2 separate regions of the Homo sapiens genome follow, and region 1 is linked to region 2. A link is an interaction called in ENCODE POLR2A ChIA-PET data of the cell type or tissue named here. Cell type or tissue: B cell. All regions are shown on one strand. Each heading gives the region's core, and the rest is flanking DNA. Links, peaks and the distances in the headings are about the cores only.

What was found. ChIA-PET counts read pairs that join two places held together with the same protein. Peaks named below come from ENCODE experiments on the same cell type or tissue, not always from the same donor. Only the 100,000 strongest peaks of a DNase experiment are listed, where the experiment ranks them.
Region 1: POLR2A ChIA-PET joins it to region 2 with 5 read pairs; 6 of 35 experiments call an interaction of 5 or more read pairs at or near these places.

What each region holds. Positions count from the first base shown.
Region 1 is chr14:101,916,095-101,924,240 of GRCh38, forward strand. It overlaps PPP2R5C (protein phosphatase 2 regulatory subunit B'gamma), which reads left to right. Exons shown (of 16, transcript NM_001352913.2): 15 at 1,737-1,853. Among named protein-coding and RNA genes, the nearest start is that of DYNC1H1, 44 kb to the right of the region's middle. RefSeq lists an enhancer at 1,076-1,731. In B cell, for the core only: no CTCF peak of the experiment used is centred there; no DNase peak of the experiment used is centred there.
Region 2 is chr14:101,844,990-101,853,135 of GRCh38, forward strand. The region is part of intron 3 of PPP2R5C (protein phosphatase 2 regulatory subunit B'gamma); the gene reads left to right. Among named protein-coding and RNA genes, the nearest start is that of PPP2R5C, 87 kb to the left of the region's middle. RefSeq lists an enhancer at 7,061-7,170. In B cell, for the core only: no CTCF peak of the experiment used is centred there; DNase peaks (open chromatin) are centred at 4,402 and 4,842; H3K27ac peaks cover 313 bases.

The DNA of each region.
Region 1 (8,146 bases), core at 1,778-4,277, 70 kb after region 2:
AGCAGATATTAAAGAGCCATAAAGGGCAAAATGGCCCAGCCCGACTTGCATTTTTGCAAGCTCTTTGGCGCAGCATGGATGGAGTGCTGGGGCTGTCGGGGTAGGGTGTGGAGATGTGTGGAGATCGTGGTGCTGGGCGGAGCTGTGGGAGTGAAGGCACAGGGCGCTGAGGACCTGGTCTGACTGGCCTTCAAGGAAGGAACCCAGCTGAGGGTGTGTGCCCCGTCTGTTTTTGGGGGACGTGGAAGCCAGGTGGGCTGAGTTGAGCAGCAGGGCCTGGGCCTGGAGGCATGGAAGCCAGGGTGAATAAGGAGGGACAGAGGGTGTGGGAAAAGGCCGAAGACAGCCCACAGAGGAAGGAGCCCAAGGCACCTGGAGGAGAGGCTGGGGTCACAGAGACCGAGGGAGGGTGCAGGTTCAGGGCTGAATGATGGCGTCCATGGTCATCATTCCTCAGAGAGGCCCAGTGAGGCAAGGCCGGGAAGGGCTTAGCAGCCAGAGGGCACCCATAGGCCTCATGCCAGAGGTGGCTCCGTCAGAGGATGAGGGCCAACACCAGACGGTGGCTGAGAACGGAGCTGCTCTGGGCTGGCAGGGTGTGAGGGGCAGGGGTGAGGGGGCAGGGGGTGAGAGGCAGGGGTGAAGCAGGTCAGCAGGAGGGCGCTGCTGTGACAGGAGCTCAGCCTGAAAGAGGCCGAAGCTGTGGGACTCACTGGGCAGAGAATGGAGGGGTGTGGATGAGAGCAGCCTGGGCAGGAACCCCCGCTCCCCTCTCCTGAACTCAGAGGCCCTGAGCAAGTTCCCCAGCCCCTCCATGTCCCAGTTCCCCCATCAGCCAGGTGAGGGTGGCAGTACACACACACGACCACGCAGGACAAACAGGCGCCCCACACAGTTCCCAGCTCACAGCAGACACAGATGCCACTTCCTTCGCCTGTGCCCTCAGAGCCAGCAGACGCTCGTCACAGTCATACTGTCCTGTGCACCCTGTCTCATGGAACCCTCACAGCCACCCTCCGGGGTGACCTTACCCCCGCACTACACTCATGGAAATGGAGTCAACCAGGCCCAGTGACTGAGGGCTGAGCCATCTGTGTTTCAATCCAGAGCACAGGGAGAGTGGAGAAGTCCCAGGGCCGCCCGTAGGGAATGGAGAGGGAGCGTCAGGCTCACCCAGGCTGCGTTTGTTTTGGTGGAGAGCAAGTCACCCGGGATGTGATGAGAGGGTTTCATAAGCAAGCCGGGAAAATGGGATAAAGGGGAGAGAGAACCGTGCCAGCTGTCTCGATGAGAGGACATGATCGTGAGAGGAAAGGGAAAAGAATCATGAGGTTGGAGGTCGCTGGCAAAGAATGGGCGGCCAGAGGTGAGGGTTCCAGTGGTGAGACAGCTCCCACCACCGAGCCCAGGGTGCGACCTCGCACTTGGCTGCTCACGTGGAGTCAGAACTGCAGAGGCCATGGGGTGTGGGCCAGGGTATGGGCGGGCCACTGTCCATCAGATGCAGAGGGGTCAGGAGGGGACCAGCTGCTTTACTGTCTCCACTGAGTGCTTTCTGGTTTCAGAAGTCAGCAGCCGCATCATGTTGCAGGTGTAGGCGAGTCTCCCACTGAGTGGGCTTCCTGCGGGAGAGGGCCCTGGGGGGCGGCAGGGGAGATGAGTCCCTAGCCAGGATGAGAAGCTTGGAGTTCAGAGCCTGGGCACCTAACAGAGCGACTCCACGCTTTGCATTGCAGTACACAGTGTATAGTCAAGCCAGCACCATGAGCATTCCGGTTGCAATGGAGACAGATGGGCCTTTATTTGAAGATGTGCAGATGCTGAGAAAGACAGTGAAGGACGAGGCTCATCAGGTAAAAGTGCACCGAGCTCAGCTGGGCACCCATGACTGATTTGCTTAAGAAATGCACATTTTTGTAGGCGATGTGATTTGCATCAGTGCCTTCTGTTTAAGCTGAAATTAAAACTTAAATTTTGCTAGTCTTATAGGAAACATTGTATCGATAGATCTTAGTGATCAAATTACTAGAAACAGTTTTTAAGGATTAAGTATGTGCCTGAGATGTGTATCTCCATTTACTAACAGCAGTAGTAATCCCAACTCTTAACTGTTCTTTAAATGTTCACTCCAGCAAAATCGAAAGCTTCACAGCCATATCCACCCCTCGCTGTTTTCTTCACAGCCCTCTGGCTTCTGCTTCGACCCAGAGAGGCTCCCTTAGCTCTTCACAGCGGGTGCTAACAACCCCTCTCCCTAGGACACCTCACCCTCCTTGCCCCTCCCCCTGTCCCCTCACCCCCTTGCCCCTCCCCCCTTGCCCCCTCACCCCCCTCGCCCCGTCCCCTTCCCCCCTCACCCCCTTCATCCCCCTCGCTCCTCTGGCCCCCCACCCCTCCCCCCACCCCTCAGCCTTCTCCCCTCGCCCCCCTCATCCCCCTCGCTCCTCTCGCCCCCCCACCCCTCCCCCCACCCCTCAGCCTTCTCCCCTTGCCCCCCTCATCCCCCTCACTCCTCTCGCCCCCCCACCCCTCCCCCTCTCCCCCCTGACCCCCCTCGCCCCCCTCGCCCCCTCCCGGGCACTGTCTTTCAGTGCTTTGGTCACAGGCCACCTCCAAAGAGAGCCTCCGACCACTGTTACTCCTCAGCTGGGCCTGTAGACACTTAGGACAACTGACTCAGTTCCTGCCTGGGTTCAAGGAGCGTTTCAGCTGCCGTGTTTCCCTGAGCGTCCCTCCCTGTTTCAAATGCCTGTAAACTAAAACAGTAGTCCCAAATGGCCTGGGGACATTGGCCTTTCTCACTGAGAAACTTTAACCTCTTTTTGACCAGCGAAAGAATTCCAAAAGACATCCCCTTCTAAAATTCTGAGGTAAGAAGTGAAAGTAGGCGCCCCGCCTGTGGAGTAGCCATTGTTTTACTCCTTTACTGCATTAAATAAAATATGTTGTTTGAATGAATGCCCCCCATTTCTTTTTTACTTCTTGAATGTGACTGCTAGAAGATTCGGAATTAGCACATGGCTGACGCCATATCCCCGGCTCCTTTCCGGAGTTGCACAGGAAAGGGCTCACGGCACCAAGTCCCCACGGCAGCCACGGTCATCGGCCTCTTCTGCCCCTCTAATTCCTCAACTCAGGTTAAGAGCAAAATAGATGACTGAATGCTTTTCTTAGCTCATCAAAGCCTGAAAATACTAGAAATACAGTGGAAAAGCTCACTGAAGACTTGGAATATCAGTAACTAATTTTCTATCTAATCCAGTTGGTTCCATATTCTCCTCACCATGAATGTTCTTAGCAATGAATAGATGTCATCAAAAATATGAAAATCTGTATATATTTCTCTCTTTGTGGGAGTGTTAATGTTCTTCTTGATATTTTTTTTTAACTCAGGAATTTAAGGTTGCCTTTTTATACCATTTTGATTTTGTGGCTTCAAATTTGCTCAAGACTTGTTAAGTTGACCTTGTTACTGCACACAGAAGGAAATCACAGTCGGTGTCTCTTCTGTGAGGGAACCTGCCTGGGAGTTTGTGGCCACGTGTTCATTTTTAAGACACGAGGCTATACACAGTTAAAAAGCCAATTCTTGGCCGGGTGTGGTGGCTCACGCCTGTAATCCCAGCACTTTGGGAGGCCGAGGCAGGCAGATCACCTGTGCTCAGGAGTTTGAAACAAGCCTGGCCAACATGGGGAAACCCCATCTCTACTAAAAAATACAAAAATTAGCCAGGCTTGGTGGCAGGTTCCTGTAATCCCAACTACTTGGGAGGCTGAGGCAGGAGAATCGCTTGAACCTGGGAGGTGGAGGTTGCAGTGAGCCAAGATGGTGCCACTGCACTCCAGCCTGGGCAAGAAAAGCAAAACTCCGTCTCAAAAAAAAAAAAAAAAAAAAAAACCAATTCTTACACATTAAATAGCTTAGGGTTGGGGAATTTTTATTTTTGGTATAGCCTTTGACTTAGGTCAGAATTAAAGCTAGACAAAGAATAAACTAGGTCCAAAATGTGATGTACCTGAAAGGTGTGTGCATATTTGCAATTTAGGTCCTGCTCTGTAGTAGATCAAGAACTTGATCAAGAATGCAAACCAAAATAGCATTCTCTCCTGAGTAAAGCTGCCTTTGAAAGTCAGGCCTAGTATCTGTGTGATATTCGGGGCCCCAGAACGTCCAACTGCTTGGTCTGTCCACTGCCCTTAGAAAGGGGCACGTCCCCTCCTGGGAGGGTTACCTTATACAGTGACAGGAAGGAACCAGTCCTATGGCCATCCACGTGTCTACTTGTAAATACACACACAGGCAGGACAGTTCTTGGAGAACTCCTGTAGCATGTCTGCTTCCTTGTTTTCACAACTCTTGAAATTGTATTCTGTCACCGGGTTTCCTGTGTGACTGATATTCTTACAACAGTGATTCCCTCACCTCATCCTTAGATCTCTATGAATTATGTTCCTGAGTCAGAAGACTCAGAAGAGTCATTGGGATGTCTGTTTTCCCCAGATTAACGTGCTCTCCATTAGAATCTCAGCAGGCTTTTTATCCTCAAGAAGTTGAGAAAGCTAATTCTAAAATTCACATGGAAATGCAAAGGATCTAGAGTAGCCAAAACAACTGTGAAAAAGAACAAAGTTGGAAGACTAATAATACTATGCAATTCCAAGACTTCTTATAGTTTTTGTTTGTGTTTGGAGACAGGGTCTCACTGTGTCACCCAGGCTGGAGTGCAGTGGTGTGATCACAGCACACTGCAGCCTCAACCTCCTGGGCTCAGGCGATCCTTCTACCTCAGCCTCCTGCAGTGCTGAGATTACAGGTGTGAGGACCTGTGCCTGGCCTGACTCCTTGTAGATTTCTGTGGATCAGTTGAATCAATTGAATTCAGTTGAATTCAACCTATCCAGATGAAGGTATTTATGAAGTGCAGTCTCTAGGTGTAATATTTGAAATGATAAATTCTGCTTTTTTTTTTTTTTTTTTTTTTTTTTTTTTTGAGACAGGGTCTTGCTCTGATACCCAGGCTGGAATGCAGTGGCACAATCTTGGCTCACTGCAGCCTCGGCCTCCTGGACTCAAGCAATCCGCCCACTTCAGCCTCCCAAGCAGCAGTGACTACCGGCACCACCACACTCAGCTGATTTTTGTATTTTTAGCAGAGATGGAGTTTTAACATGTTGGCTAGGCTGGTCTCAAACTCCTGGTCTCAAGTGATCTGCCTGCCTTGGCCTCCCAAAGTGCTGGGATTATGGGCATGAGCCACCGCGCCCAGCCAATAAACTTTTCTTAAGTTGAAAAATGTTTGGAGTCGTTTTCTGGAAATTCTGAAAGCACTATGGTTAAAGCAAAAAGAAGGTACCAATTCAAGTCTGCAGTGAGCTATGATCGCACCACTGCCCTCCAGCCTGGGTGACAGAGCCAGACTCGGACTCTGAAAATTAAAAAAAAAAAGGTACCGGGATGCAGGAAAAACGTGCACAATTTGGTGACCAAATTGACGTAAGAAATGATAGCTGAAAATTAAGCTTTTTTGGTTTTTATATATAGTCATTTGATTATATTCAGTGCCCTTTTAATTTTATTTTCAGCTAACTTTATTTTTCCAAAATAATTTCACATTTCTTTGAGATGATGTGAGTGTTGGGTAGGGAGAGGTGTGAGAGGTAGTTGAAGGAATAGCTGGAGAGTGGGAAGCAGGCTCTGATGCTGATGGATGGAGTAGGCTGGATTTTTGTGGAGAAATTCAACCATGTATCTACCTATCCTTTATTTACATTTCCTTCAAGAAACTAGTATAACCCTATACAGAACATTCAAAGAAAACTAGCAAATATCATGTGAATAACATTTATATTATAGACATTTTAAATGTTTGCAATTCTCATTTTTAACAGTTGGTCGGGAGAAAAGCAGTGTCAACCACGCAAGTAAGGAAGGTGTAGAGAGACGGAAGGTGGGCAGTGCAGGCTCTCATTACTCAACGTGTAGAGCACATTGAAGGCCTGTTCTCCAGGAGAAGAATTGACGAGTTAACGTGGACATGAAGTATTTTCCCTTTTGTCCATGTCATTCCAGATTGTGATGGTCAAAACAAAGAAAGAAATTTGGCAGCTGGGAGGCCGGGCACAATGGCAGATGCCTGTAATCCCAGCACTTTGGGAGGCCGAGGCGGGCAGATCACCTGAGGTCAGGAGTTCGAGACCAGCCTGACCAACATGGTGAAACCCCATCTCTACTAAATAACAAAAAATTAGCCGGACGTGGTGGCAGGCACCTGTAATCCCAGCTACTTGGGAGGCTGAGGCAGGAGAATCGCTTGAACCCAGGAGGTGGAGGTTGCAGTGAGCCGAGGTTGCACCATTGCACTCCAGCCTGGGTGACAGAGCGAGACTCTGTGTCAAAAATAAATATAAAATAATTTTTAAAAAGAAAGAAATTTGGTGGCTGGGCACCATGGCTCACACCTGTAATCCCAACACTTTGGGAGGCTGAGGCAGGAGAATTGCTCGAAGCCAGGAGTTTGAGACCAGCCTGGGCAACACAGCAAGACCTCATCTCTAGAAAAAGAAAAAAAAAAAAAATAGCCAGGCATGTGGTGCGTGCCTGTAGTCCTAGCTACTCAGGAGACTGAGGCAGGAGGATCCCTGAAGCCCAGGAGTTGGAGTCTGCAGTGAGCTGTAATCATGCCACTGCATTCCAGCCTGGGTGACAGAGACCCTGTCTCTAATAAAAATAAAAAAAAAATTTTAAAGAAATTTGGTCCCTTAAGAAATGTTGATTATTTCTATCTGAAATTAAGTAGTAAAGTTTGAAGTTACACCTTTATAAGAGGAAGGAAACTTGCATAGCCATGTATGCCCAATGCCTGGTGTGCTTTCAGCATTTACGGTTTACATTGAGCCTTCCGGGTCTGCCCGTGGGCTGCAGAAGAGAGGCCACCTCTCTCTGACTTGTGTCTCCTGTGGTCCGCTCCGCCCCTGCCAGCATGTTCACCTGCACATCCCCTCTGCCAGGCCGTTCATCAGCCTGCCATCTGCATGCTGTCTTATTCTCCCTGCCTGCTGCTGCTCTCATTTTTTTGCCTTGTGGATGGTAAAATTATTCTCTGCTTTACACATCAATTTAAAATGTCTAAGCAGAAAGGCCCAGATATATCCACCGGTTTTCTGTCCTTTCAGAAGCTCTGGGGTCATGTTTGTGTTCTCAGTTTGCATTCACTGGTTCCAGCTCCAAGCTTTTTACTGTTGCCTTTTTCTATGAATATGTTTCTTCTCTTTGGAGTGCCTATTTCAGCTGTAATTACATATTTCAAGTATATAAAAATCTTGGTTTTGTTTTGCTTCACTTTGTTTTACAGATCAACATAGAATGGGCATAAAATTCAGGGTAGAATTTCACCTCTGGGTTGAAGGTAGACATGCTTTACATCCTCACACGTTAACACGCTCTTACAAGTACCGTGATGGGTGAGGGGACCGTGACCTTCACCATCTCCAGAGATGGATGATTCTCCTAAAACCCTCACGCTGGTTTCCAGGGAAACAAGAAACCAAAAGTCCTGCCCCTACCATGAGTGAATGTTAATATTCAAATAACATTTCTAGAAATAATCCTAAAGTGATGTGACAAAATTCTTTTTAAACCTTGACATTATTGCTGTTTTCATCGGTAAATTTGCAAAGAACCCTGCTGAGAAACACTTAGCAAAAATTTGAACTTTACATTCAGGACTTCTGCAGGTCCTTGAATTTTTCATTAAAGCGAAGGAAAATGTATTTTACATCCATGTCAAAATCAGACATCTGGAATTTGTAAGGCGTTTTTACGCTTACGTTCTTTTTGTTGTCAAAAGACTGACTTAAATTTTGTCTGCTAGACATACCACAAAAGTAACTTAGTCTTTTTCAATACACTGAACAAAAAGGAAGACTTAATTTTGGTGAAGAAACTTTATCCAGAAAAGTTTCTAACTAATTGGCAGTCAGTCTTCTGGCATATACATCATGTTTGGGTGATTTAGATGGTTTATTGTTTTGTTTCAGAATATTGGTATTAACACAGTGTCTCTACTTTTAAACTGAATTATGTGTTTATTCATGGAAATGGATGCTTTTGATATGTAAACTCTCCAAATTAAGTTTCCCTTTTATT
Region 2 (8,146 bases), core at 2,879-5,378:
TCAGTGCCCTGGGTGCCTGTTCTCCCCAAGGCTTTCTAGAACTAGAGTCCTATGTGGGAAATATGGCCTGTATCTGGAAATAATGCTGTGCTGGATTTATATCTTTATCCCTAGGAGTTTGTTTGACCTGTCTCAACCTTTCCCTGTTTAAAAAAAAAAAAAAATTGAATCTTCCAATTCAGCTAACACCGTTGAATTCCTCTTGTTGCCTGCAGCCGGAGTGAAGGTTCATTCTGAATGTGCATGTGTGTCCACAGGAGATTTTACAGCTGAGGAACCTGAGGCTGAGAATAATTTCATGACTTTACCATGTTCTGATTTGGCAGAGTCTGAACCGGGAGTCAGTTTGTTCTTCCATATGACTCCCTTTACTGAAAAATTCACTGAAGAGCTTTTCCGAGGAAAGCAGCCTCTCCTGGCCTTTGCCTATTTCAGCCTGACTTCTCTCCATCCGGGGCGCCTCTCCACTCCACTCCACCCCACCCTTCCCCACCCATTCCCTGGTAGAAGCTGCCAGTCTTCATGGGCGGAAAGCATGAATGAACTAGAATTTAGCTTCAACCACTGCCTTTTGAAATGAAAAATATCTGCCTTATTAAATTATACTGTTAATTTCATGAGAAAGGGATGATGGGGTTGGTGGTAGAAAGTTGTGGGGGAAGTGAATACTACCCCTTTCTTCATATGCAAATAAAACCAGGCTAACAAATCAGAAAAACCCAAAGGGTTTAAGGTAGGAGCAGCTCAGGTTTGTGAGGGAACCCCAGCTTGGTCCTGGGGTTAGCAGATCTTCCTCTCCAGGAAAGATAATGTAACCTTGGTACATGTGTACAACAAAGCTGGATAAACCACAGCATTGGAACGTTATGGTGGACTGTGAGCCATGGGTTGTCTCTATCCAAACATGTAAACGAGTGTCAGTGTAGAAACTGCAGACCAGCCCCACGTTACCAAATTTATACCCAAATGAAGTGTACCTGGCGGTACTGTTCATTTTGCCCGAAATCCACCCACACGGAGTGGAAAGATGGTTTCAGCATCCCTGGTGACAGGAAGGGCTGTGCACCACCTCTCCGGGTTTCTCATGGAGCCCCGCCAAACAGACCTAGCTACAGGCAGCCACATGCTGGAACCGGGAACACTTAGAGTGGGCACATTGAAGCCAGCTTGCTTCAACTCCTTCACATTGGGTGGTACAGACAGACCCGGAGGGAGGCGGGGACATTGGCTACATTTGAATGAAATAACATCCATTTAGAAACCTGAGCAGAGGCACATGTGTGCAGGGAAGCTAAGATACCATATCTCATCACACCTAAGGCACTGTTCATTGTAGTCCAAACCATTTTTAAAGAATTACCAAAAAAAGAAAAAGGAAAGTGAAAGATGTAACTTGATTTTAGAGACATTAATATGAAAAATGTATGTATTAGAATGGATAAAATAAGACACTTGCACTTTGAAATTAAGAAGGATTTATTGTAAATTTCAGAAGTCATCTACCGAGTTACAAACAGTACGAGAAGATTAACCCAATTTTGAAGTTATGTAGGTGCTAAGGGTCAGGGTAGAAGTTAGTCTTGACATTTTGTAGATATATAGAAGTATTTCATTGTTATGTTTATTGAGCTTTCAAGTTGTAGAAGCTTGGATTTATAGAGTAAGAGATCCTTGTTACCAAAAATGAGGGCTGGCAGGCCTGTACCGGGGAAGGCAGAGCTTGTGTGTCGGGTTTGCCTGGAAGAGGGCTGAGGGCTGGGTTCATGGGCTGTAGCTAAGGGCCTTCTCTTCTGAAGGAGAACTGCCTACCTCTGGCTTCTTGGTTTCAGTTCACCCATGTCTCTCCTGAACAGAGATCAAGTTGGATCGCTCATCTGCTTAAAAATCCTCTGATTCAAATCTCTCTTCCCACAGAACTTTTTAGATTTTTCTATCAAAGCACCTCTGACTGCAGAGATTCCACAGAAGAGAAATGCCTACTAAGAGCAGTTTCTTTGAAGACCTGAGTTTTATCTTAAAAGTTTATGTAGATGTTGCATTCTACTCTGATACAGGTGGCGTTATTTTGATATAAATATATTTCAAACGGTACCTCTCAGTTAAATTACCTGAGTTTGTTTTCCTCAGATGGATCTGTTCATTCAGCAGACATCTGTGGTCCCACTATGTGCTGGCCAGTTTTAGATGCTGAGGATAAAAATGGTAAAAAGACAAAGTTCTCCTCTGAGAAAATTTATAATTAAGCATCCAGTATGATTAATGTAGGGTATATAAATTATTATCAATTGTTCTCGTTTTGAAGATACTGTCTTTTGAGGAAAATTGATTTTCCAGGAGAATGCAGCCTGATTAATATCTCCTGTAACTTCAGGCCCCTGTGATTGACAAGTGAGTGCCTCTAGACAGTCTCCCCATTTAGTGCAGCCTTCAGTGCCTTCCCAGCAACTGCAGCCTCTCCTCAGCTGTGGTTCCTGTTCTCCCTGAGCCTTCATCCGCATGTCTCCCAGCAGAATTCATCACCTCCCATATTCTGGTAGTTTTCTTTTAGATCAGATACTGTCTTTTAATGTATCTATCATCAGTGCCTAGCACAGTGCCTGGCGTGTATGTATGGGATGCGTTTGCGAAATACTTCCTAGTGATGCAGGCTGTGTCCTCATGGTTGGGGCTGCTCTTTTTTTTTTTTTTTTTTTCCTGAGACGGAGTCTCTATCGCGAGGCTGGAGTGTGGTGGCGTGATCTCAGCTCACTGCAACCTCCGCCTCCTGGGTTCAAGCGATTCTCCTGCCTCAGCCTCCCGAGTAACTGGGACTACAGGCACATGCCACCACACCCAGCTAATTTTTGTATTTTTAGTAGAGACGGGGTTTCACCATGTTGGCCAGGATGGTCTCAATCTCTTGACTTCATGATCTGCCCTCCTCGGCCTTCCAAAGTGCTGGGATTACTGCGCCACTGTGCCCGGCATGAGCCAGGCATGAGCCACTGCGCCCGGCCTTGAGACTTTAGTTCTTATATCCCAATTGCTCCCCACCCATGCTTTAGATCTGATAAGCATGTCATACCACAGTTTTTATTTTATCCATTTGCAAGCATAATTACTGATCTTTCTTTTAAGAGAGAATCTTTATATAAATAGAAAAAAATTAGAGATCACCTAGATCCTTATCTTAATTGGGAAAGTTTTTCAATCAAAAAATTAGAAGCTTAAATTCTTCAGCATGACACACTATGTAGAGGAACGTTAGAAAGTGTGTTGGGGGGCCGGGCGTGGTGGCTTATACCTGTAATCCCAGCACTTTGGGAGGCCAAGGCAGGCGGATCACAAGGTCAGGGGTTCGAGACCAGCCTGGCCAATGTGGTGAAACCCCATCTCTACTAAAAATACAAAAATTAGCCAGGCGTGGTGGCGAGCACCTATAGTCCCAGCTACTCAGGAGGCTGAGGCAGGAGAATCGCTTGAACCCAGGAGGCGGAGGTTGCAGTAAGCCGAGAGCCAAGATCACGCCACTGCACTCCAGCCTGGGCAACAGAGCGAGACTCTGTCTCAAAAAAAAAAAAGAAAGAAAGAAAGAAACTGTTGGGATTTCGTGAGTGCGAGTATGTCTTCTGGTCTCAGGTAGATCCAGGTGAGTTTAGAGGTCGTCGGTGTTGACGCATCTAAAACCACGCAGGAAACGGCTGACAATCGTGCAGCCGAATGTACCCCTGGAGCAGCCCAGGGACACCCCGATTGGCAACAGCGGGAGTTGGGAGAAGAGAGGGAGGCCAGAGGGTGGGTGTGTGGAAGGAGACTCACGTCTCACTAGGTTCTTTCCATTTTCATTTTTTAGCCATATGCATGTATCTTTAGCCTTTGTTATTTGAAATATAACTCACATACAGAAGCATATGAAACAAATGTGTAGTGAATAATTATAAAGCAAATACCCACATAACCACCATTCAGGCTGGGCACCCTAAAAGCCCCCTGTAAGTCTTTTATAGTTTTAGGGATTCCTGTTTCTTCCTATAAATGAAATTATACTGAATAAATCCTCCTTATCTGCCCCTTTGATGCAACAGTATTTTGTAAGGCATATCCATATTGTGTATAGCTGTATTTCATTCATCTCTATCGCTTTGGAATGTTACATAGACTGCATTTGCATTTACCTAATCCACCACTGATGGGCATTTGGTTGTTTCTAGTCTGAGCTGTTAGGACGTTGTGCTGTGGACATTCCTTTACCTCGGTTGTGATGGACGTGTATGTGAGTGTCGTGAGGTGGTATGCCAGGAGTGCTGTCCTGGCTGTCAACCTCGTGTATCCTCAACACCACTGATAATGCACTGCCCCGCCCATGGGTGGTGTTCGGGCTCCAGCCACAAAGCAGCTCCTTGAGGCACTATTTGGTGTTGTCCGTAGTGGTTTTAATTTGCATTTCTCTGGTGGTTATTAATGAGAGTGACGAGCCCTTCATACGTGGTTAGCCATTTGGATCTATTTTGTGAAGAACCTGATTAAGACTTTTTCCTATTCTTCTATTTGTACTCTGAAGTTTTCTTACTGAGTTATTGGACATGTTTATATATTCTGGATATGAGTCTATTGGTTATATGTATTCAAATAGTTCTATCCTGTGCCTTGCCTTTTCATCCTTGTGGATGTCTTGATGAAGGAAAATGTTTAATTTCAGTGTAGATATATGTATATAATTTGATCCAGTTGCTTCCTTTCTTTCTTTCTTCTTTTCTTTTCTTTCTTTTTTGTCCCTGTGTACCTAGTTGTCCCAACACAACGTGTTGAAAGGCCGACTTTTCCTCACTCCTCTGCAACCCTCTGCTGTCACAAGTCAGGTGTCGATTTATGCATGAGCCTGTGTGACAGCACAGAGCCTGGCTGTTTTCATTCATGAAGCTTTACAGGAAGTCTTGATTTCTGGAACAGCAAGTCCTCCAGCTTGGTTCTTCTCAGGGGTGTCTTGGTTAGTCTTAACCCCTTGCATTTCCACATACATTTTAGAATCCATGTATTCAGTTCCACAGAAGTGTGTGTTGGAATATGGATTGGGATAGCATTGAATCCGTAGGTCAGTTTCTTACTCGGGTAACTGTTATCCACAGGCTGCTAGAGCAAGCATCAAATCAATGGTTAGCTAGTAAAAGCTCCCCTCTGAGTCGGGGATGGGTGCAAGGGGCCGTTCTCACTGCTCCTCTCAGCGTTGCCCAGAGGTCCTGGTCAGCGCAGTAGATAAGAAAGAGAAGAACAATGTGGGGACTTGCAGATGAAAGGAAAACCAGAGGGATTTAGCAAGATAGCTACATGTAAAAGTGATACTCAAAAACCATTTTTTCTGTATTGCAACAGCAGTTAGAAAATTAAGTGTTTTTAAAGATACCATTGACGATCACATCAAAACATAGCAAATACCTAAGAATAAAATCTGAAAATTAATGTTTTGCACATTTTGAGAAGAAAATTAGAAGACTTTATTGGGAGACATTTAAAGAGAACTTGAGTAATTGGCGAAACAGTCCATGTTCATGAATTGGAAGACTCAATCCTGCCAAATTCTTAAGTTCTCCCCAGATCTGTATGGGAAATATAAAGGGCCATGAGCAGTGAAAACGTGAGGAGGGACCAGGTGCAGGAATCAACCAGACATTAAGTCTTCTAGGGCTCTAGAAACTCAGACTCCAGGTGGTGCAGGATGAGGCAGTGGCCAAGAAGAGAGAGAGCCCTGCCTGCACAGACACTGCTCTAGGACACAGGAGACACTAGAAGTCATGGAGAAATGGTCATTTCAAAAAGTGGCATGTGAATATTATCTTTAAAAACAAAATAGAACTGCTGAGCTTTTGTTTACTTGGTGGGGGAAACTCATCCTCTGCTAAGTTTCCTCATCTGGGACATAGAGGGGAGTGGAATTTAGTACATATTAATGATGAATCCCAAATTTGCCCCAAGTTGTTAGTTCAACTTTGTTCCTACTCGTTTTGTACTAAGAATAAATACATTTGAAAGACAAGATGGCACCGTCGCTAAATGTTGGCTCCTGCCTTTCCGAGAGCTTGAGCGCTTCTTTCTGTTTTGCGTGAGATCTCTTGTCTGTGGGCTCGCGACTTGCATAGACCTCCCCAGGACCCTGGGAGCACCTTGCATGGAAGAATACACTTGGGGCTGGCATGGTGGCTCACACCCGTCATCCCAACATTTTTGGGAGGCTGAGGCAGGAGGATCACTTGAGCCCAGGAGTTCAGGACCAGCCTTGGCCAACATAGTGAGATTGTGTCTCTATAAACAATTTAAAAACTAGCTGGGTGTGGGTGCATGCCTGTAGTCCCAGCTACTCAGAGGGCTGGGGCAGGAGGATGGCTTGAGCCTGGAAGGTCAAGGTTGCAGTGAGCCAGGATTATACCACTGTACTCCAGCCTGGGCAACATAGTGAGACCCTGTCTCTAGTTAAAAAAAATAAAAACGTGCATGGAAGCTGAGGGTGCTGCTTGACCTGATGACGCTGTGGTCTCTGTGTTTGAAACTTGGCTGCTTCAGCTGCTTAGTGAATATTACGTGAGTGACCAGGGAGTACTTCCCACCCTTGTGAGCCTGCACATTCTGGGGTATCTTTTGAGTTGTCACTGTCTAGGCTGGTAGTTTTTGCAGCTGTGTCTCCTTGCTCCATCGGGGTAATGCTTATTTGGAAGGCCCCAACATCTGTGCAGCAGAAAGTCCTGGTTCTGCTGTCTTTCTGCAGCTGCCATGCTGAAAGTTGGTCCTTTATGGTGTCTTGGAGCATTTCTTTTGACCACCAAGACTTTTCATGTAAATGTGGGCTTGGCTTCTTTTTTTCAATCAGTTTCCTATCCACAGTTTACATGATGCCTCTTGGTGCATAGTGACAATTTAGTAATTCAGCCTTACTTCCTCATATTCTATGATTTGGTGGCTAAGCATGTATGTCACAGCTCTCACTCCCTTCTGTAATTGAGGTACATGTTGCTAGCAACATCGGTGAAGTTGGCTGTGGTATTCGCCGTTTAGGACTCATTTACAAAAGCCTTCACTGCCCAGTAGTGGTCTCCAAACTCTTCTGTCCACGCTTGCCTGGCAGCAAAAACAACCTCCAGCACACACCTCCACTGCGTGTAAATTTGTCTGTTGAATATTAGTATGTTGTAATTTCTTGTTCTTTGTAGAAGAAAGTATAAATAGACACCCTGCTGTTTTCTTCCTACGTTCCAATCTTGAGTAACCCCCAGGCTCACCCTGCACTCTAGATATCACTGACCAGTGAAACGCATTCAATTTCTGTACCTCCCTGACTGTTGGGACCAGGAGCATGTATAAAGCTAGACAGGAATGCTCCCAGCCTACTTTAAAGGAGATCTTTGTTAAACATCTCTATTTATCACTGATTAATAACAGGCTTCCCTTTAGTAAATACGTTTTTTAAAGAATAGCACATTCTTTTTTTTTCTTTTTTTTCATTTTCTTTTTCTTTTTTTTTTTTTTTTTGAGACAGAGTCTTGCTCTGTCACCCAGGTGGGAATACAGTGGTGTGATCTCAGTTCACTGCAACCTCAGCCTCCCGGGTTCAAGCGATTCTCTTGCCTCAGCCTCCCAAGTAGCTGGGATTACAGGCACCTGCCACCACACCCAGCTAATTATTTTGTATTTTTTAGTAGAGATGGGGTTTCACCATGTTGGCTAGGCTAGTCTCGAACTCCTGACCTCAGATGATCCACCCATCTCGGCCTCCCAAAGCGCTGGGATTACAGACGTGAGCCACCGCGCCTGGCCAGAATAGCACATTCTTATCTCCACCTTCTTTCTGTCATTTTGGATGCCCTGGGTCTTTTCTCCTCTTCTCCTACGGGTTTTGCATGAGTATGTCCATGTATATTGCTCCGGGGTATGATTGAGGATTTATCTTGAAATATTTGGAAATTGTCTCAAATTCACAATAACATATTAATTAAATAATGGGAAAAGCTAAAATGATCTATACAAGTATGAGGCATTTGTAATAACACTTTACTGTTACAAATCAGAATACGTAAAGGTATGAAGCATATTCTTCCACCACCTCCACCCATTTTTGTTTCCCCGTGGTACAGTCCTGTCAACGCAGCAGAAAATAAGATTTTTAAAATATGTTGATGAA